Linked DNA regions of Mus musculus: region 1 is linked to region 2. A link is a loop called in an ENCODE intact Hi-C map of the cell type or tissue named here. Cell type or tissue: left cerebral cortex. All regions are shown on one strand. Each heading gives the region's core, and the rest is flanking DNA. Links, peaks and the distances in the headings are about the cores only.

Evidence for each region. Hi-C counts contacts between places; a loop is a spot of excess contacts. Peaks named below come from ENCODE experiments on the same cell type or tissue, not always from the same donor. Only the 100,000 strongest peaks of a DNase experiment are listed, where the experiment ranks them.
Region 1: it touches region 2 in a loop (4-fold over the local background); 31 of 42 quality-filtered maps call a loop at or near these places.

The regions. Positions count from the first base shown.
Region 1 is chr3:51,284,554-51,295,204 of GRCm38, reverse strand. All of the region lies in intron 4 of Elf2 (E74-like factor 2), which reads left to right. Among named protein-coding and RNA genes, the nearest start is that of 4930577N17Rik, 13 kb to the right of the region's middle. In left cerebral cortex, for the core only: a CTCF peak has its summit at 5,911 (motif pointing left); a DNase peak (open chromatin) is centred at 5,895.
Region 2 is chr3:51,353,425-51,364,075 of GRCm38, reverse strand. It overlaps n-TPtgg7 (a tRNA gene), which reads right to left and starts at 5,722; the gene lies at 5,651-5,722. n-TPagg5 (a tRNA gene) reads right to left here and starts at 4,669; the gene lies at 4,598-4,669. In left cerebral cortex, for the core only: no CTCF peak of the experiment used is centred there; DNase peaks (open chromatin) are centred at 2,710, 4,678, 5,131 and 5,734; H3K4me3 peaks cover 1,161 bases.

The DNA of each region.
Region 1 (10,651 bases), core at 1,242-9,241, 69 kb after region 2:
TGCATGCATATTAAGAAGAGTGCTTGCTAAAAAATACAGGAAACTGGATGAGACACCTACCATTGTTCACTCAGGTCATTTTTTAATAGGGATATCTATCTATCTATCTATCTATCTATCTATCTATCTATCTATCTATCTATCATATATATGATAAAATAATCACTTGAAGCAGGGGAGTACCGAAATGAACAGGGACTTGTGACATCCTATTTAAAATGATAACTTCATACAATAGTGTTGTGAACTAGCATGCCTGCATGTGTATTCTTTCTCCCAACTAGGATGCTCTTCTGTGAAAATGAAGGGCCATTTATCCCAGTATTCACACTTAACTGCATGTTAGCTTTCTTTGCTGGCGTATGCAGATGTTCCTGGCATCTGCCTTACATATGTCTGTCTTTGCTCATAACAGATGCTGGACCACACTTGCTGTGTGAGGCCCCCTTTGGGGTTAAGATTAGGACTTAAGTATATTCTAAGTTGATGGTTTAAAGCTTCATTTTATTTTGACACCTGCAGAATTAGTTTTATTACTGGCTTGGGGTAGCTTTTCCTTCCATTATTAAAGTGGCATTTCTCTGACTGTAAGTTTTTCTAACTTTTGAAGTGGTGGGTGTGTACAGTGCTCACTAGAAAGGATAACAGCACTGGCAGCAGAGGTAGCTCAGCGGTTGTGTGTTTGCCTGCACATGAAAGGCTTGTTTGGGATGCTCCCTGCTGTGAATGAGAATGGCCCCAGGAGGCTCAGATATTCTAATACTTGGTACCCAGGTGGTGGAACTTCTCTGGGAGGATTAGAAGGTGTGGCTTTGTTGGAGAAGGTTCGTCACTAGGGGTGCTTTGAGGTTTCAAATGACTCATGTCATTCTGAGTCTCTCTGCCACATGATTCTGTCTCAAGATGTGAGACAGAATCAGCTGTCCTAGGGCCATGTCTGCCACCATGCTTCCCACAGTGATGGTCATGGACTCTTTCTTACCCTCTGAAACTATGCAATCTTGTCTTGGTCGCAGCGTCTCATTTATTGAAGCAGCTGTGAATACTGTGAATACTGGCATGAAGCACGCCTGCCTGCGTGGCCCTCTGTGTCTGCTGAAATGTTCAGAAGAGTGAGTATGAATATTCCATCGAACTCACTCTGAGTCTTCTGGGACCTTCCTTAGCAAGCAGTTGTCCGTGCCATGGGCTCTCACTGTCTGTGCGTGACAGTCTGCTCTTTAAGAAAGCCAAGCTTGTTTTCAGGGCAGCGTCCATGCCATCCTCTCTGAGTTTGCTGCACCTCCTCTCTCTCACCCTGTCCTGGAGTTGGGGGCATGCTTATTAGTTAGTCTGTGTTTGTGTGTGCGTGTGTGTGTGTGTATGCATGCATGTATGCATGGATGTATGTAATTTTGAGTCAGGACCTTGGCTACCTGTCTCAGTCTAGCCTGGCACTCACTGTGTAGTTCATGGGCCTCTAACTCCTGCATACGTTCTGTTTTACTGCGGTCATTACAAAGTAGCGCTCACTCTAACTTCTACTTTGGGATAGCTATAACAAATGCAGCATAGAGTAAAAATACGCATGTAATATTGCTCAGAAAGTCACAGGTGAGCTGGATGTGGTGGGACACACCGTTAGCCCCAGCACTCAGGAGGCAGAGGGTTCGAGGTCAGCCTGGTCTACAGAGCGAGTTCCGGGATAGCCAGAGCTACAGAGAAACCCTGTTTCAAAAAAACAAAAACTATAACAATAAAAGACATGTTGAACTTCATTTAAAAGCCAGTGAAGTGTTGTTCTTAATTCTCATCCATGTATTTGTTTACTTTTTTATATTTACTTGTGGGTGTGCTAATGCCCCCACCTTGGTGCATGTGTAGAGGTTAGAGGGCTCTCTTTCCATCTGGAAATCCGGGAGATCAAACTCCAGTTGTCAGGCTTTGTCTTAAGTGCCTCTATCTACTCAGCCACAGGCTGGCTTTGTTATTTTAACTGCCCCTAAACATTTCATCAGGCTCTCTTCCTCTACATCAGAAGTTCTCAACCTGTGGGGTTTAACCCTTTCACTGAGAGCAGAGTAAAACAGGTATTTATATTATGATTCATAGCAGCAGCGCACTTACAGTTATGAAGTTGCAACAAATACAACTTTATGGTCGGGGTCACCACAACACGAGGACTGTAGTAAAGGTTGAAGCATTAGGAAGGTGCTCTGCATTCTACTGTGGATCTATTCTTTTTTCTCACTAATAACTAATATGTCCGGTAGGTGCTAAAGAGGTGGCTCAGCAATATTGATTGGCTATACCCTTCCAAAGGATCAGTGTTGGATTCCCAGCACCCACATGGTGGCTCACAGCCATCTGTAACTTCAGTGTCAGGAGATCCAATGTGGTCTTCTGACCCCCAAACATGCAGGCAGAATACTTATACATACAAGATAACCATTAAAATATGTCATAGGCATAAAAAACATTAAAATGTGGTATGTACTAAGTTCAACTGTGCCATATATTAATTACACATTAAATGCAACCTTATGATGCCTGATCCAGGTGTGTTCTCTCTCTCTCTCTCTCTCTCTCTCTCTCTCTCTCTCTCTCTCTCTCTCTCTCTCATACACACACACACACACACACACACACACACACACTCACACACACTCCATGCGGTTTGTCAAAGAGGACAACCTGTAGGTGTCAGTTCTTCCATTCACCATGTGGGTTCCAGGTCTTGGTGGTCCGCACCTTTAGCCCTGCCTAAGCCATCCTTCTGCCCTCTTCTTTCCTTTAAAAGCCCTTCATTACTGTTGTGTTTCTGTATGTGAGCACGCGTGTGCCATGAAGCAAGTGTAGAGGTCAGAGGACAACTTTCAGGAGTCAGTTCTCTCCTGCTGCGGGTTCTGGGAGTCAGACTCAGAGAGCCACACTTGTATGGCAAGTGGTTGTAACCCTTCAACCGTCTTTCCAGTCCCCCCCTACCTTGGCATTGCACTGAGGGTCTCACACATCTAAGCAAGTGTTCTACACTACAGCTACAACACTAAAGCCCCCAGCTCTGCTTTAAGTGGTGGGAAAAAAAAACAAAACCCAAAACAACCTCTCATGTATTGTGCTATTTTTTCATGTCATTTAGTTTCATTGAATCTTATATTGTTTTTTTCCCCCATCTGTATGACAAAACATCTTTTTTGAAAACCATTGCTTTTCAAATCTGAGCACATATTAGAATTATTTGAAGGGCTTGTAAAAATACAGACTGCTAGGATAGAATTTTTTGTTTTTCAAGATGAGGTCTTGTTATATTTGTTACTTAGGCTGGCTACATTTGTGAGGTCAAATGGTCCTCCTGCCTCAGCCTTCCTGGTACATTGGGCCACAGCTGGTCACCATCATACCTGGTGCGCACGTTTCTGGTTTAATGGGTCTGTGGCTTGGCTTGACATTTTCAGTCTAATAAGTCTAAGTGATACCAATGTTGTTGGTCACAGGAGATGTTTTCATAATCTCCTTTGACTGCGGGAACGCAGTAATCATTGTAGTTCCTTATTCTGATACAACTACTATAGTAATGGGGTATGTGTAAAAGATATTACAATTCTTTTGTGTCCTGGAAAGAATACAATGCATTACTAACCTTAATTCTTGAATAAGAGCTGTTGTGATAGCTTGGGGACTAAAGGTGCTTGACCCCGCACTTGCAGATGTGAGTTTGATCCTTAGAGCTCACATGACAGAAGGAAAGAACTGTCCCTGAACGTTGTCTTTTTACCCCCACACTTGGACTGTGGCATGGGCGCCTTTCCAATATGCAATAAATACATGGAAAGGAAGTGATAAAGCCAGGTACTACTTAACGCGTGGGCTGCAGTGACAGACAGGATGAGCAGTTTCTGCCTTTGGGGACTTGATGTAGAGAACGTGTAAGCTCATCATACTTCGAAGCTTTTTGTCACAAATCAGATTATGTAACAACGGACAGTCTTCCTTACATAATATTTAGAAACAGACTGAAGTAGGCTGGTGGGTCGTTGTTCTCAAGCAGTGGAGACCAAATGCCTTGTCCTGTCCCCTTACAGTTGAGATGCTTAATCTTAGTGTAGGCCACATTAAACTTTGTCATTAAAGCCAGGCATGGTGCGCAGGCCTTTAATGGGAGCATTTGGGAGACAGGTAAATCTCCATGAGACTGAGGCTAGCCTGGTCTACAGATTGAGTTCCAGGACAGCCAGGGCTACATAAAGAGACAGGAGAACAAAGGTTTAAAAAAAAGAAAGAGAAAAATGAATACATTTTACTGTTGAGGACATGGATGACAGGTAATTTCTTTAGGGGCAGAGAAGCTAGTAAGTCAACGTCGGATAAGCTAACGTCCTAAATGCCATCTGTGTGTGTCTGTGTGTGAGTGTGTGTGTGTGTGCGCGTGCGTGCGCGTGTGTGTGACTGTAAAGGTGTTCCTACCTTTCTCTTACCTTTCTCCATCCTTTCTCTCTTTCCCCTTTCTCCCTTTAGATCATTAAAGGGAGTTTTAATTGCACATAGGATGAAGTTCAGTTGACGATTATTACCGTTCTGTGCAGTGCTGGCTGGGAGTTAAACTCAGGCCCCATCAATGCAGTTCAAGCATTCTACAGCTAAGCCGACCTGGGGTTTTTGTTGTTGTTGATGTTGCTTTTTGTCAGGTTCCTTCTTGCCTTGGCTTCTGACTTCCAAGTGTGGGATAATGTGTCACTATTGCCTGGAATTACTTTAGGAACTGAAGACACTGAAATTTGCCTCCTTTCATATATTTAAAAGTAATAAGGGCAAACAAAACTGAAAAGCAACAACAAAAATAATAACAAAAACCCCAACAAAATATATACAAAGTTTCATTATTATATTGCTAGGAATAGTTCTGAGGATTTTATATACTAGCATAATTTACTCTCAACAACACCATGCTGAATAACGTCTGAGTGTAGAAGCAGGTATTTCAACTCAGAGTTAGCAGGCTCCAGAGCCCACCTTCAAGCATCTGTGAAGAGTTGTAGTATCACACTCCCTCTCGACACACAAACACACATACTGACTTTTAACTGCTTCTATTAAGTTCTGTTGGGTGTTGGGCTGCAGAGATTGCCCAGTGATTAAGATCCTTGACGGTTCCTCCAGCAGACCCAGGTTTGAGTCAGCCCTTGGATAGTGGCTCAAACATCTTAACTCCAGTTCCAAGGCATCCACTGCCGCCTTTGACCTCCACACCCACTACTTGAAAGGTGGTGCACAGAAACAAGCAGGCTAAACACATCTCACACACAAGAAATAATTTATGTATACACACACACACACACACACACACAAATCAAAAAAGCAAGTCTTTAAAAGGTTCTACTAGGTCATGATATACTCTAGTTTTTTAAGTATTGATTTTATGTGTATGAGTGTAAGTCACATGCTGAAGGTTACTTTGGACGTCAGAAGAGGGCATTGGCATTGGCTCTCTGGGAGCTGGAGGTGCACACAGATGGCTGTGAGCCACCTGATGTGTGTGCTGGGAACCAAAGTGGGGACCTTCGGAGGAGCAGGGATTGCCCTTAATGGCTGAGCCATTTCTTAGCCCCAACATAATCTGCTCCTAGAACAGACTGCCTTCCATCTTTCATTTCCTCCTTTGACATTTTTCCTTACCGGTTAGCATCGACAGCTTTGAGATAAACTAGGTAGTAAATACTTCCCCAAAATTCAAACCACGAGAAATGGTTTGGACTTTTTGGGAATGTGAAGATAGTGTAAATTGGATGGTTTTGTGCAGAGGAGAAAGAAAAATGTGGAGACTGTGAGTGAGATTTTGGGAGTGAGAAAGGTTGCGTGCATTGGCTCTACAAGTCGCTGGCTGTAAGTTAGCCAAATTGATTCAGTCTGGCTGTGGTTTGGTGCCATCTGGTGGTGCGTTTGTGCTTTTATAGGCCTTTGTTGTCTGGAGTAGCAGATGGGAAACAATTACAGCTTTTTGTTTTTCTTTTTGTTCTTTCTGAGCTAGGGCCTCAGGTAGCTCAGGCTAGCCTCAGACTCTCAATGTAGTAGAGGATTATTTAAACTTCTCACCCTGCCTCCCCTTCAGTTCTCAAGTGTGGATTACAGGCACGAGCCACTCTGCTCAGCTCTTAATTTAAGAGCATTGGCTCTAAGACTCCCTCTCCGTCAGTAATGACATCCATGGGGGAACCTGTAATCCCAGTACTTGGGAGGCTGAGGCAGAAGGATTGTGAGTTCAAGACCAGCCCAGGTTACAGAGTGAGATCTTGTTTTAACAAATAAACCTCACTGCCGCTCTAGTTCCTTATGAAACAGCAGTGTTCTGAGTAGCTTTCTCCACTCTGAGTACCTGCATCATGTCATTCTAACAGCTAGTAAACAGTTGTTCTAAGGAAGAGGGCTGTCATGGTCAGTACCAATGCTATCCCCTCAACAAGTTTCAGTTTATAGGTGGTGAACTCAAGGACTGGAAGTCACTGGATTCATAGGGAACAGCTGACTCAGAGAACTTTTACCCAGCTATATTATGTTTGCATATATTTGATTGAACTTTCATGATTTGCTCCATAAAGTTACAGTAGGCTATTTTTTGTTCGTTTGTTTGTTTGCTTATTGAGAAGACATCAAGAACCAGGAGAGAGCACTGAGAATTTTGTGGTTTATGTAGAGACTGACAAGCTGTGCAGTTGAAGTTTGCATTCTTTAGCCGCTGCAATAGGTGGGGCTAGAAGGCTGGAAGGGATTGTGTCAAACAGTGTGAGTAAGACAAGTTGTAGCTTCAAGGTCGCATGTGCCTGTGGTCCTTACCATCCGGAGGTTGAGGCGAGATGCTCACGAGTTTGGGCCAGTGTGGGCTATGGGACACGATCAAATCAAAACCAAACAAACCCAAGAAAATGGCTTGCAAAATACTAAACTGGGGGTGAGATTAGGGAATAAGTTAATTTTTATCCAACAAATGTGGAAAATGATAGGTGTCAAAATTATAAGCAAGGATAATAGATGTCCCAAAACTGTCAAATTATATCGGTCATTAACTGTGACCTTAAACACATCTGTTCTTTATAATAGACTCAGCAAATTAGGTCAAACATAGAAACAGGTAGAAACCTAATAGATTTAAAAAAAATAAAATTTATAAAACAGATAAATATTTCAAAAAAATAATAACTGAGGGGAATGACAGTAATAAAAAGAGTTTAGGGTGAATATCTTGGATTGAGACAAGGGGGCTCTTAACACCTGGGTGAGGAGTTCTGAAATTAAATTATGGGTATTTAACAACATAGCTGTGAGGCAGCAATGAAAAACCAAGGTGTTAAACAGTTGCTATGGTTAAATAATAGTATTGGGGAGGCTACAGAGATGGTCGAATGGTTAGCAGCACTTTCCCAGAGGGCCTGAGCTCAGTTGCCAGCATGGTTCCATATCAGGTGGCTCATGGTTGCCTGTAACCCCTGCTCTAGGGGATCTGACGCCCTTGACAGAAATCTACATGCATACAGCGTATACTCACACACACAGGTGAATTAAAAAAAAAAGAATCTGGCCTGTGGTGGCAGCACATGCCTTTATCCCAGCACTTGGCGAGGCAGAGGCAGAGGCAGATGTATCTCTGAGTTCAAGGTCAGCCGGGTCTACAGAACAAGTTCCAGGACAGCCATGGCTACACAGAGAAACCTTTCTTGAAAAACAAACAGACAAACTAACAAAAAACCAAAACAATAACAATGCAAGAATGAAAGAGAAAAAGAGAGGAAGGGAGGAAGGGAGCAAGGGAGGGAGGGCGGGAGGGAGGGAGGGAGGAAGAAAAAGAAAGAAAGAAAGAAAGAAAGAAAGAAAGAAAGAAAGAAAGAAAGAAAGAAAGAAAGGAAAGAAAGAGTCTTTAAATATTTAAAAAATAAAGACTGTGGAGGTAACAGCCCTCGCACCACTCCTGGCAGCCTGGATAATGTCCAGGACTGTGAACTTCCAAACCAACCTGCTAGAAAAGTGTGTTCACCGTCTCTGCTTGGATCTGAGGCTGGTAATGCAGGAGGAAACCCGTGCATGGAACTTTAAACCTCATCAGAAACACATGGCTGGGGAGTTACAGGCCCTAGTAGCAGACTTAGTACTGCTGTTTCAACTGATATTGGCTCAAAGTGCCTTATGAGCATCTAGGCTCACGGCCACGGACAAATGCTCACTTACTCTTTTGTTGTTGTTGTTTTGTTTTGTTTTGGGTTTTTGTTTTTGTTTTTGTTTTTTTGAGACAGGGTTTCTCTGTATAGCCCTGGCTGTCCTGGAACTCACTTTGTAGACCAGGCTGGCCACGAACTCAGAAATCCGCCTGCCTCTGCCTCCCGAGTGCTGGGATTAAAGATGTGCACCACCACGCCCGGCGCTCACTTACTCTTAATGACAGAAGCTCCTCTCTGCTGTGAACTTAGAGCCCACAGCTGCCCTAGGTGCTGAGAATAAAGGATGGATGAGTGTTCAGCCCTAAACAGGACATTTCCATCACCACCTCCAAGGCTCAGAAAACACCTCGGAATGAGAAGTGGGAAGAACGCAAGAGCTGGAAAATAAGGAGAAGGGCTGTGTGCAAATTGCCACCGTGGGCCTGACACAGCGGCTCTGTCTTGAACTCAAGAAGATCAGTTACCTGCCCGAGGAACTCTACAGGACTAGACCTGTCACCAGGCAGCTGTGGATGGGGGATGGCTCTCTACCCTTCCCTGCTGCACTGCTGGATGCTGAAACGTTCTAGGAGGGGCGAGTCTTTGCTTTTAGTTGTGACCCTATCGGTGAGCCCACCGTCTTCCAATGGAAAGTTCCAACCCCAGGATCACACAGATGGCCCTGGATAAATTCAGTGGTTCACAAAATAAAACATCATTAATGTGGGAAAGGCATTTCTAAGGAGGAGGCGGCTTAATAGGAGTGGGAAGGACGTGTAATTAGAATGCAGTGTATATATGTATGAAGTATTGACAGATAAGAGAATACCTGCTGGGAAGTGTAATCAGGGCTGTGAGATGTCAGTGGGTAAAAGCACATGCTGTCAAGTCTGATATCCTGTGTTCATTCCCTGAAACCCTCAGACTCGAGGAGGGGGCTGAGTCCCCTCAGTTGTTCTCTGACCTCCACACATGTGTGGTGGCATGTGCCTGTCTCTCCCCGCAATAAAACATTCAAGGTGTAATCGAAAGAAACATAAAAATTTAGTGACACTCTTCCATGATCATAGCTTCATTTATTCCAAGTAAAGACTGGCAGGTGAAGTCCATCTAAAAATACAGTGAATTCACAGTAACGTTCCAGGGCCATTATGATGTTAGAAGAATTGTTAGTGATGAAATCACTGTGCTTAGACTGAAGGACAAATACCACGCAACAGTTTCAATGGATCCAACACACATTTGTTAAAATGTATCATCTACTGATGATACAGACTTGAAACCTCATAAGGGGTAGTACTAAAAATGTAGAGAAAATTGAGTATGATGGCCCATACTCAATACAGTAAATACCATTTACTTAAAGTAAATATCATTTGTCAGGCAATATCTTTACATGCCATTGTTACTGGAGGTCCTAGCTAATGCAATAATGCAAAGGGAGTTTATTTTGCTGTGATACAACACCTTGACCGGGACCAAAAGCAACTTGTGTAGGAAAGGGCTTATGTCCTCTACAGTACAGGTAATGTCCATCACTGAGGGAAGGCAGGACAAGGACTCAGGCAGGGCAGGGACTGAAGCAGAGCGAGTGCTGCTTGCTTCCTATTGCTTAGCTTGTTTCCTTACAATCCCAGGACCACCCACCCATCGCTGGCACTGCCTGCAACGATCTGGGCCCTCCCACACCAATCACCACAAGAAACTGTCTTACAGGACAGTCTGGTGGGGGCATTTTCTCAGTTGGTCTCTCTTCCTGACCTATGTTAACTTGATGTTAAAACTAGCCAGCACAGGAGGGACAGTCTTGAATGATGAGAATAGACAGGGTTGAGAGTATGTCTCAGCTGTAAACCACTTCCCTTGTATGCACAAAGCTCCTAGTTCAATTGCTAGTACCATGTAGATACAAATGTATCTTTATATGAAACAAATGTCATTCTTTGAAAATGGGTTAGTATTTGAAATCTGAAAGACTATCATTTATACTTTTTTAAAAAAATTTTTTCTCATACATTAAATCCCAACTGCAGTTTTACCTCCCTCCACAACTCCTGGTCCCACCGCCCTCCCGTCCAGATCCACTTCTCTATTTCTCCTGCTATTTTCAAAAAAAGAGCAGGCTTCTCAGCCATCCTCCTTAAAAACAGATAGAGCAGGCCTCCCAGGGATATCAACTGAACATGGCATAACACATTATAGTAAGGCTAGGCACGCACCCCTCCTGTCACGGCTGGACCAGGCAACCCAGCAGGAGGAGAAGGATTCCAAGAGCAGGCTAGAGCCACACCCCCCACTCCCATAAGAACACCAAGCTACACAACCACAACATATTCAGGTCCTCTGAGTAAGTCATGGTTGTGATCTGTCTCAGACCAGTACAGGGTCCATGATTGTTGCCTCAGTCTGTGAGCCCATGTGAGCCCTGCATAGTTGATTCTGCTGCTGGCTGTGTTCTTGTGTTATCAATGCCTCTGGCTCCTGTAGTC
Region 2 (10,651 bases), core at 1,355-9,354:
GTCGACCTTACTTAGCTCTCTTCATCTGAAGTCTTTTATAGGAGCTGTCTGGCATCTTCACAGGCCACACACCAAGCTGAAGAAAGAAAGGCCTTCGGGTTGAGCAAATAACCTCTAATCTTTCTAGCTCCTTTAAAGTTGCTGTAATTTCAGCATAGACTTCCAGGTAGTCAGTACAATTTGATATTTATAGGTCGACTCAGAGCCGGAACTTTCTAGGTTCCCAGGGGGCCACTCACAAACGGCGGTCTTGACATTTTGCACTCTCAGGTGAAATTCTGCAATGGCGGCGTGCAGGGTGAGCACCAGCAGTGTGTCCACCCCCAGTAGATTCTCCTGCTGAGAAGAAGTTCACTCAGGGTTTACCCTTGGAGAGAGACAATTGCTATCACTGCGACTTACTGTGTAAACTTATGCCAACTTGACACACAGGATAGAGTTATCTGAAGGAGGGAAATGAGAAAAATGCCTCCATATGACCCAGATGTAAGCTATTCTCTCTCTCTCTCTCTCTCTCTCTCTCTCTCTCTCTCTCTCTCTCTCTCTTTCTCTCTTTCTCTCTCTCGGTTTTTTAAGACAGGGTTTCTCTGTATAGCCCTGGCTGTCCTGGAACTCACTCTGTAGACCAGGCTGGCCTCGAACTCAGAAATCTGCCTGCCTCTGCCTCCCGAGTGCTGGGATTAAAGGTGTGTGCCACCACGCCCGGCTCTCTCTCTCTTTTTTAATGATGTATTTATTTTATGTATATAGGTACACCATTGCTCTCTTCAGACACACCAGAAGAGGACATCAGACCCCATTGCAGATGGTTGTGACCCACCACATGGTTGCTGGGAATTGAACTTAGGACCTCTGGAAGAGCAAGCAGTCAGTGTTCTTAAGCAATGAGCCATCTCTCAAGCCCTAAGATATTTTCTTAATTAGTTATTGATGGGAGAGGGCCCAGCCCACTGTGGGTGGTTCCATGCCTAGGCTGGTGGTCCTGAGTTTTATAAGAAAGCAGGATGAGCACACCATGAAGAGTGAGCCAATGAGCAGCACCATGGTGGTCTGAATAAAAATGGCTCCATAGACTCAAGGGCTGGCACTACTGCGAAGTGTGGCCTTGTTGGAGGAAGAGAGTCACTGATGGGTGGGCTTTGTGGTTTTAGAAGCTCAAGCAAGGCCTATTGGTTCACTGTCCCTTCCCTGGCTTCCGATCCAGATGAAGAACTCTCAGCTCCTTCTCTAGCACCATGTCTGCCCACATGCCACCATGCTTCCTGCCATGGTGATAATGGACACTGCAAGCCAGCCCCAATGAAATGTTTTCCTTCATAAGAGTTGCCGTGATCACGGTGTCACTACATAGCGATAGAAACCCAAACTAAGACAAGCAGCCCTCCGTGGCCTCAGCTTCAGCTCCTGCCTCTGGGATCCTCCACTGTCTGAGTTCCTGTCCTGGCTTCCCTCAAAGATAAACAGCTGAATAAACCCTTTCCTCCCCATCTTGCTTTCTGGTCATGGTGTTTCACTGCAGCAGTAGAAACCCTAACTAAGACACAGGCTTAGTCCTTATCCCCTGCACCATCCCAAGATCCCAACTGCTGCCATTGCTCTTGGCACTTTGGGGTCACTACAATGCTCCAATAGCCACTGAGCCAATAAACCTGCAATTCAACAGGGAGCCTCTACACACCATGTGGGCTCTGTGGCAGGCGGACACTAAATCAGAAGGATAGTGGAGATCGTCTCTTTGTCCATAAAGGGGGTGTGGTGGCTTGAATAGCTTTGGCCCCATAGACTCACGTATTTGGATGCTTGGCCCATGGAGGAGGTGTGGCCTTGTGAGAGGAAATGTGTCACTGTGGAGGCGGGCTTTGAGGTTTTGTTTGTTTGTTTTGTTTTGTTTTTTTCAAGATAAGGTTTCTCTGTGTAGCCCCAGCTGTCCTGGAACTCACTTTGTAGACCAGGCTGGCCTCGAACTCAGAAATCTGCCTATCTCTGCCTACTGAGTGCTGGGATTAAAGGCGTGTGCTTCCTCTGCCTGGCCTGGGCTTTGAGGTCTTAAATGCCCAGTGTGGAATCCAGTCTCCTCCTGGCTGCCTTTGCATCAAGATGTAGAACTCTCAGCTTCTTCTCCAGCACCAAGTCTGCCTGCACATGACCATGCTTCCCACCATGATGATAATGGACTGAACCTCTAAACAGTAAGCAGGCTCCTGTTTTCCTTTATGAGTTGCCTTGGTCACGGTGTCTCTTCACAATAACCCTAACTAAGACAGGGGGTACAGTAAAGGGGGTTTCACCTGGGACTACATATCTCTCATCCCTTTCACCCACTGGCTAGTCTCGAATTGTCACAATTTCTGTCCAGGGCCACTGTTTGGTGGTGGTGGTGGGGGTCCCATAGGTGCTGACTTATGCATTCTCCTTCCTTCTGAAATAAAGTGTGGTGCGGAGGGGTATTTTTTCATCACTTGTGTTGTACTCTCCTCCGCTTTACTGATGCTTCCCTTGGCTTCTGCATCAGTTATTCTTTTTGTAGTTATGATCAAACATCTGACAAGAAGCAGCTAAAGAAGAGAGAGGATGGAGTTGTAAACTGTGAGAGGCGTGGCAGCCGAAAGCATCGTTTGGTTGCTTACACCGCATCTATAGTCGGGAAGCAGAGAGAGGACTATAAATAAAACTTCAAGGCCTGCCCCGCAAGAACATACTCCCTAAAGGTTCCACAACCTTTCCATACAGTGCCGGCAGCTGGAGACCAAGTGTTCAAGCTTATGAGCCTATAGGGAGGATCCTATGGGGAGGAGTCTAAGGGAGGAGCCTATGGGGAGGAGTCTATCGGGAGGAGCCTATCAGGAGGAGCGCATTCCACATTCAAATCACAGGAGGTTACAAGGCTTTAGAATCCAAGGAGGGCTCCTTAGCATAGATCTAATTTGTGCTCTCTCCTTCTCGTTCTCCCTCTTCCCTCTCCCCCTCCCTCCTCCCCGTCTCCCTCCCTCTCCATCTCATGGGGCTATAAGAGACAGAAAGCCAATACCCCCATAACATCCTTCAGTTCCTACCTGGCATACCCTGCCCCCAACCCTGAACTTTCCAGCCCACGAGCTGACTGGACTGCCCTTCCCCAAAAGGCACCTCTTCCCTCTTCCCTATATTCAGCCATTTTGGTTCTCTCTCTCTCCCTCGCTCCCTCCTTCTCTCCTCTCTCTGTGCCCTTTCTCTCTTTCTCTTCCCCCTACCACCACTTCTCTCCCCTTGGTGATCTTTGTGACCAGTGAGCTCGACTGAGAGCAGCTTCGCAGTAAACCTGCCTTTAGTGTATTTTAATGTGGCTTAAACCAGCTCATGTCACCGGTGGCAGAGAAATAACTTATCAATGATATGATAAGTTTCATTTCACACCAAGCCTACTTACATAGCTAGCCTACTGGGCAAAAGCTTTGCCTTCCAAAGAGCCTTTTTCGTCAAGAAAATAGGAATTAATAACTTATTAATTAATCACTTTTCTGACTCCCAGATGTACCAGATGATATTTCAACTCTGTTTTGTTTTTTTTGTTTTGTTTTTTTAAAGTCTGAGTGCATACCTTTGATTCCCAGCATCCTAAAGACAGAGTGAATTGAAGTCCAGCCTTTTATACAGAGGAAGTTCCAGGCCAGCCAGGGTTACACAGAGAAACTCTGTCTCAAAACAAAACTAAAAACTAAACTAAGCTAAACTAAAAAAAAAAAAAACAAAACAAAAAAGTAAAACAAACAAGCAAAACCAAAACAAAGCAGGTCTTGGAGGGCTCTGTGGTCGGAAGCATTGGTGGCCAAGCCCAGGCCTGCCCCACATGGTGGACTGGTAGGAGGAAGCCAATTCTTGAAAGTTGCCTTCCACACTCTAAATACACACACACACACACACACACACACACACAGAGAGAGAGAGAGAGGGGGGGGGGATAGACAGGTAGATAATAGGTGGACAGATAGATAGATGAATAGGTTGATAGGTAGATAACAGATGGATAGATTAGATAAATGTAATTAAAATAAATAAATAAATAGCAGTGCTTGACCGGCGTGCATGAGCGCCTAGATTCTATGTCTGGTAGCAGCAAAATAAAAATAAACTGACAGCCAATGGTCTTTTCCCAGCCTGTTCTTCCCACTATAACTAAACCTAAATAAAACTTCTTGAGGGGCTGGATGGAGTCCCCCACTCTGGCGTTCTAACACGGCACTCCCTCTTCGGGCTCCAGGCTCCCCTCACCAAGTCTGGCTCCTTGCGAGGACCACCTGAGTTCCAGCCCCAGGGGCGCACACCGCGGAAAAGGAAAACTGACTTCCTCAAAGTGCTCTTTGATCTCCCCAGTGGCGTTGCCCCAACCCCCAATAAGTAATAGAATAAAACATAATTTAATTTTCAAAAATGTTAAAACTCTAGCCTCCTGAGCCAAGCGCTGTGGTTGGAAGTGCAGGCCGAAGTCTGAACCACCTGTGACTGGAGACTCAACTCTTTCTAAGAGCAGAGTTTTAGTTCTTTTAAAAGATAATTTGTTGCCAGTTAAATCTCCGGAATACAACTGAGGTCAGGTTTACGTTGTATGGGAGATAAAATTGGGCTCGTCCGGGATTTGAACCCGGGACCTCTCGCACCCTAAGCGAGAATCATACCCCTAGACCAACGAGCCACGTAAGGCACTCTCTCTGATTCACTTTATGACCGTTGAGGCGTCTTGGGGCGGGACCTGACAGTCTGAGCTGGAAGTAGAGTCGGATTTCAAACCCGCCCTGAAAGGGTGAATTCAAAGACTGTAATTTCAGAGGAACTCCACCATTCTGGTCCCTTTCCACCACTAGCAAAGTGAGGAGCAGTCAAAGACCCGCCAGTGTCGAGTTCCCTTGATCTTGGCCCAAGGAACCACTTGGTACTCGGCTGACGTTTCACACTGCCCATGTGGAAGCCCGCGTTCTGAAGGTCACAGTCACTGTGCAGGACAGACGGTCCTCCGAAGATCAGGGCCGGGGTGCGTGGAGGTTCCTTGTGCGGCTGCTAGAATCTCAGAGCGGGTCAGCAGCCGACGGTGCGGCACCCTGGGGTATAGCATGTCTGGGGTAACATTTCCCGCTTGTGTTTTGCGCCTCTCTCGCCAGCGTGGCAAAACCACGATGAGAGCCCGCGATTACCTGTGTGGACCAGAGGAAGGTGCGAGAGCCACCGCCAGCCCGTGGCCTCAGGCGGGAAGAAAGGGCGCAATGCAGATGGTGCAGGTGGACCACGCAGCGGATCGCACCCCTGGGCCCGGCCTGCGATGCTCCTCCCTCCCCTGGGACAGTCGTTGTGTCCTAGCTACTTCTGAGACACCCGGGCTTCTCTGTACAGAGTTGGGAAACCCTCTCCAAAACAGCTTTCCTTCACCTGGGAGAATCGCGTTGATCTGGGTTGAACCGGTCTCTGGGTTCTCCGGATCAAAGCCACCAGCTCCCTCCCTCCCTCCCTCCCTCTTTTTTTTTTTTTTTTTTTTTGGCAAGATCCTAGGGCTTGAGTAGTGTATTTCGCTCAAGGAGGAACTTTTTGCTCTTCTCGTCCTTGTTTTTTTGTGGCTTTAACAGGAGGAACTTGTCAACTACTTTGAGAAGATGGAGAGTAAAAGAAAAGGCAAAAAGTAGCTGGGCTCGTCCGGGATTTGAACCCGGGACCTCTCGCACCCAAAGCGAGAATCATACCCCTAGACCAACGAGCCGCTGAGGGTAGTAGGCTTTGCTTCCTCTTCAGTAGTGAGAACAAAGGACTACAGTACTACTCGTCATGTTAATCCATCGGTAGTTACTACAGATTACGCAATTCACGCTGGACTTCCAAGGTGTGCTTGGCTCATAAACGAAAGAGCTGCTGAGCCCACGAGTTTCCCATTCCCGAATGGCCTGCCTACCTGTGTAAAGTACAGACATGTAGTAGGTCGGTCTGCACTTTCTGGGCATGCTTATGTTAGAGAGCACAAAGGGAAGTGCAGAATTTACCATGTTTCAAAATGATAAATGGCTATCCAAACAAAGTACATCAAGGACCCTACCTATGCAGAATTCAAAAGAATCTTTAAAAATATAAGGTTTGGGTAAGGCGAGGAAGAAGGAACGGCTCAACGCTCGTGAAGGCTGAAGTCTCACTGCCCAGCGCGCCAGAAGGCTTGAATTCGGTTTTTTTTTTTTTTTTTTTTCTTTTGAGACAGGGTTTCTCTGTGTAGTCCTGGCTATCCCAGAACTCACTCTGTAGACCAGGCTGGCCTCGAACTCATAAATCCGCTTGCCTCTGTCTTCCAAGTGCTAGGATTAAAGGCGTGCGCCACCACTCCCTGAGCTGGAAAAGTGTTTCTTGTCCAAAACCTGCTATAACGTGGAAAAATATTTTCACTTTAATAGACACCATTCTTCTGCGATTCTAATTTGATCCCTGCAACACACGGAGTGGAAGAAGCGATCTGAGTACTGAAAGTTTTCCTCTGAAGCGCTCGTGCACACACACATACACACACACACACACACACACACACACACGTGCACACAACACAACCATAATTATTATAAAAGTTTTAAAAGGAAATTATATATGTGTGGTTTGTGATAGGCATGGTGACACTTGCAAAGCTAGGGCAAGGAGGACATAGGGCGTTAAGGTCATATCAAATTAGAGGCCAGCCTGTAACACAGTGGCATCTGTGGGAATGGAGGGTGTCTGGAAGCTGGCATGATGGAGAGAGGCAGCCACACCCACCAGGGAAACCTGGCTATTCATTCACCTGGGCCCCTGCTTCTCATTCATCCTGTTTCCACCGGAAGGAAGTCAAGAGCAGAGCCTAGCTCACCATGCTTGTCTGTTGCTGACCGTGAACTACATTCCTCAAGCTTATCTGAACACTCTTCTCCCTCAGAACGTGAGATACGGTGGCTCAGGGGAAAAGCACTTGTCTCCAAGCTGGAGTTAGACTCCCAGGACTCCCACTGTGAAAGGAGGGAACTGACCTCCACACACAATCTGGGGCGCACAGTCACACCCCACCTTCAAACAAATAAACAATTATAAAAAGATGGCAACAATTATATAATAAAACAGGTGATACGCTCTAATTAGAAAGCAAGCAAACCTGATTTTTTTTTTTTTTTTGACCTAGAAAAGGGTTTTGAGGGCTAGGGAGATGGATCCGTGAGTAAACTGCTTGCTGGACAAACATGAAGATCTACAGTCAGTCCCCAGCATCTGCATAAGAGATGGGCAGAGCCGGACACATCAGCGTCCCCCGTGTTGACAGCAGGGACAGATGCTCTGGGCTCAATGGTCAACCAGCCTACTGTCAGGTTCAGTGACAGACCATGTTTCAGAAAAGGAAGTATAGAAACAAACTGTGGAGAGGGGAGATGGTGGCCCATGGCTTTAATCCCAGCACAGAGGCTGGCAGATCTCTGTGAGTTCAAGGCCAGCCTGGTCTCCAAAGTGAGTTCCAAGATGGCCAGGGCTATACAGAGAAACCCTGTCTTAAAACAAACAAAGAAAACTACAAAGATGTGCACACCCCACACCCAGGCCTGTTCCCAAAATAGAAAGGAAGGAAGGAAGAAAGGAAGAAAGGAAGAAAGGAAGAAAGGAAGAAAGAAAGAAAGAAAGAAAGAGAGGAAGAAAGAAAGAGAGGAAGGGAAGAAGGGAGAAAGGGAGGAAGGAAGGAAGGAAGGAAGGAAGGAAGGAAGGAAGGAAGGAAGGGAGAGAGGAAGAAAGAAAGAGAGGAAGGAAGGAAGGGCAGACTGTGGAAGACCCACATGTTCCTCATGGGAGAAGGCACCCATGATACCTGTCTCTGTCTGTCTGTCTGTCTGTCTGTCTGTCTGTCTGTCTGTGTCTCTCTGTATCTTACACACACACACACACACACACACACACACACACACACACACACACCTAAATCAGGACTACTGAGAACTGAAAAGGTATTAAGGTAATCCCAGCATTCAGGAGGCTGAGATAGGAGGACTGAGTTTGAGGCCAGCCTGGCCTATGTAGTGCTCCTTGTTCAATCCTTTATAAGCAAACAAGAGAGGCCTCATTACTATCTTCCTTTTGCAGATGAGAACACTGAGAGAGAACACAGACAATGTGAACACATGTGAGGGCAAGAGATGCCAGCTCACATCTACCGGGTGCCAACACATGCATGAAGTGTATAAAACATGTATTAACTCATTTCACTTTCACTCTAATTGTAAAGGGTGTACCACGGCATGGTGTAGGCCTATGAATCTCAGCACTCAGGAGGTTTACCAGAAATCTAAGGTCAGCCTGAGTGGGCTCCAGGATGAGCGTTCCAGGCTACAGCCAGATCTACAGAATAGAGACAGCGTCACTCACAACAAAAGACAACAGGCACAGACGAGGTTTACACGGGAAGTGCTATGACTTTACGGATTAGCTGACTTCATCCTTCAAACAGGCTTATTACCTTGGCCTCATTATTATTCCCTTTTTGTAGACATAAGTGGAGATGAAAAAAACAAAACAAAACAAAACACAACAGGTGATTAAGTACTTCAGCAAGGTTATATACATCTTAGTAAGCGGTGGTGCTGAGAACTGAACAATTTCGTTTATCATCAGAGTCTACGTCTTAATCACTCTTAAATCTATTTTATGTACTGTAGAATCCCATTATAAATGCTTTTAGAATGCATTGACTCAATTGCATTGCATGCTCTAAGAGGAGAGAGGAACTTTTTTTAAAAAGATTTATTTACTTATTATATGTAAGTACACTGTAGCTGTCCTCAGACACTCCAGAAGAGGGCATCAGATTTCGTTACGGAAGGCTGTGAGCCACCAGGTGGTTGCTGGGATTTGAACTCGGAACCTTCAGAAGAACAATCGGTGCTCTTAACCACTGAGCCATCTCGCCAGCCCCAGGAGAGAAGAATTTAAATGGATCAGCAATCTTATCATATGTCTAAAATTAAAGTGTATTGGCCTTGTGACTCTGCTTTGAAGATTTTTCGGTAAATAGGGCCTCTCCATTCAATCATTATCTGTCTATCTATCTGTCCATCCATCCATCCATCCATCCATCCATCTATCTATCTATCTATCTATCTATCTATCTATCTATCTACCTACCTACCTACCTACATACAGTATGAGTGTATGACTGTTTTCCTTGCACATATGTCTGTGCACCATGTATGTGCCTGATGCCTAAGGAGATCAGAAGAGCATGCTGAATCCTCTGGAACTAGAGTCACAGACAGTTGTGAGCCACCATGTGGGTGCTGGCAACCAACTCAGGTCTCCTGTGAGAGCCGTAAGGGTTCTTAACTGCTAAACCGTCTCTCCAGGCCTCTGGAGTCAGAGCTTTTCTTATGGGCTGTGACTGTGATGCCTTCAATCCTGCAGGAGAGTGTAGGCCAGTAAATGAGTACCTTCTTAAGACATTTGCAGTGGTTGTTTTGAACATAACCCATCCACCCCCACCCCACCCCCAGCTTGCTGACTTTGGAGTCTGAGATTTAAGGCTGCTGATTACAACAATTCCCAACTATGTTAAAATACAGTGTCGGTGGGTAAGCAAAACCCAAAATCTGTGGTGAGTTCAAGGGTTTGAGGGGTGTGTTGGAAACTCAGAAATGCTTTTTTTTTTCTTTCTTTTCTCAAGACAGGGTTTCTCTGTGTAGCCCTGGTTGCCCTGGAACTCACTCTATAGACCAGGCTGGCTTGGAATTCAGAAATCCGCTGCCTCTGCCTCCCGAGTGCTGGGATTAAGGGCATGCACTTTTTTTTTTTTTAAAGATTTGTTTATTTAATAAATGTGAGTACACTGTTGCTCTCATCAGACACGCCAGAAGAGGGCATCAGATCCCATTGCAGATGGTTGTGAGCCACCCTGTGGTTGCTGGGAATGAAACTCAGGACCTCTGGGAGAGCAATCAGTGCTCTGAACCTCTGAGCCATCTCTCCAGCTCCCACAGAAATGCATTGTGGATGTAACATTTGAGTGTTTGATTCTAAAGAACAAGTAGCTCTGACACACAGGACAAGGGAGAAAGGCTGTCCTCTGCAAGGGCAGCTGGGTGGGGAGGTTCGAGATGTGACCAGTGAGGAGCCATTTGTGCCCCAGACTCCATCAGGACAAATCTCGAGGGCTGAAGAGATAGCTCATCTGGTTCAAGTCCCAGCACCCACATGGTGACTTATCACAGTCTGTAACTCTAGTTCCAGGGACTCTGATGTCTTCTTCTGGTCTCCTTGGGTATCAAGCCTACTAGTGGTGCACAGATATACCTGCAGGCAAAAGACCCATATACATAATAATAACAATACTGGTACCAGTAATAATAAAAAGGAAAGCCTTGGGGTATCGTGTAGATACTCTAATTACTACCAGCTCTTTGCTTTCCTATGCTATACTCAACAAATTGTTAAAAAATAAATAAATAGTGATAGCATTCCACTTTAAAAAAATATTATTTTTATGCATGTGTCCAGTACCCAGAGAGACCAGCAGAGGGTGCTGCACTCTCTGGAACTGGAGTTGCAGTTGTAGGTAGCCACACAGATCTGAAGACTGGTGCTGAGCTAAAGAAGCCAGTGCTCTTAACCACAGAGGCATCTCTGCAGCTCAGCAGCAGGCAGAGGCAGGCAG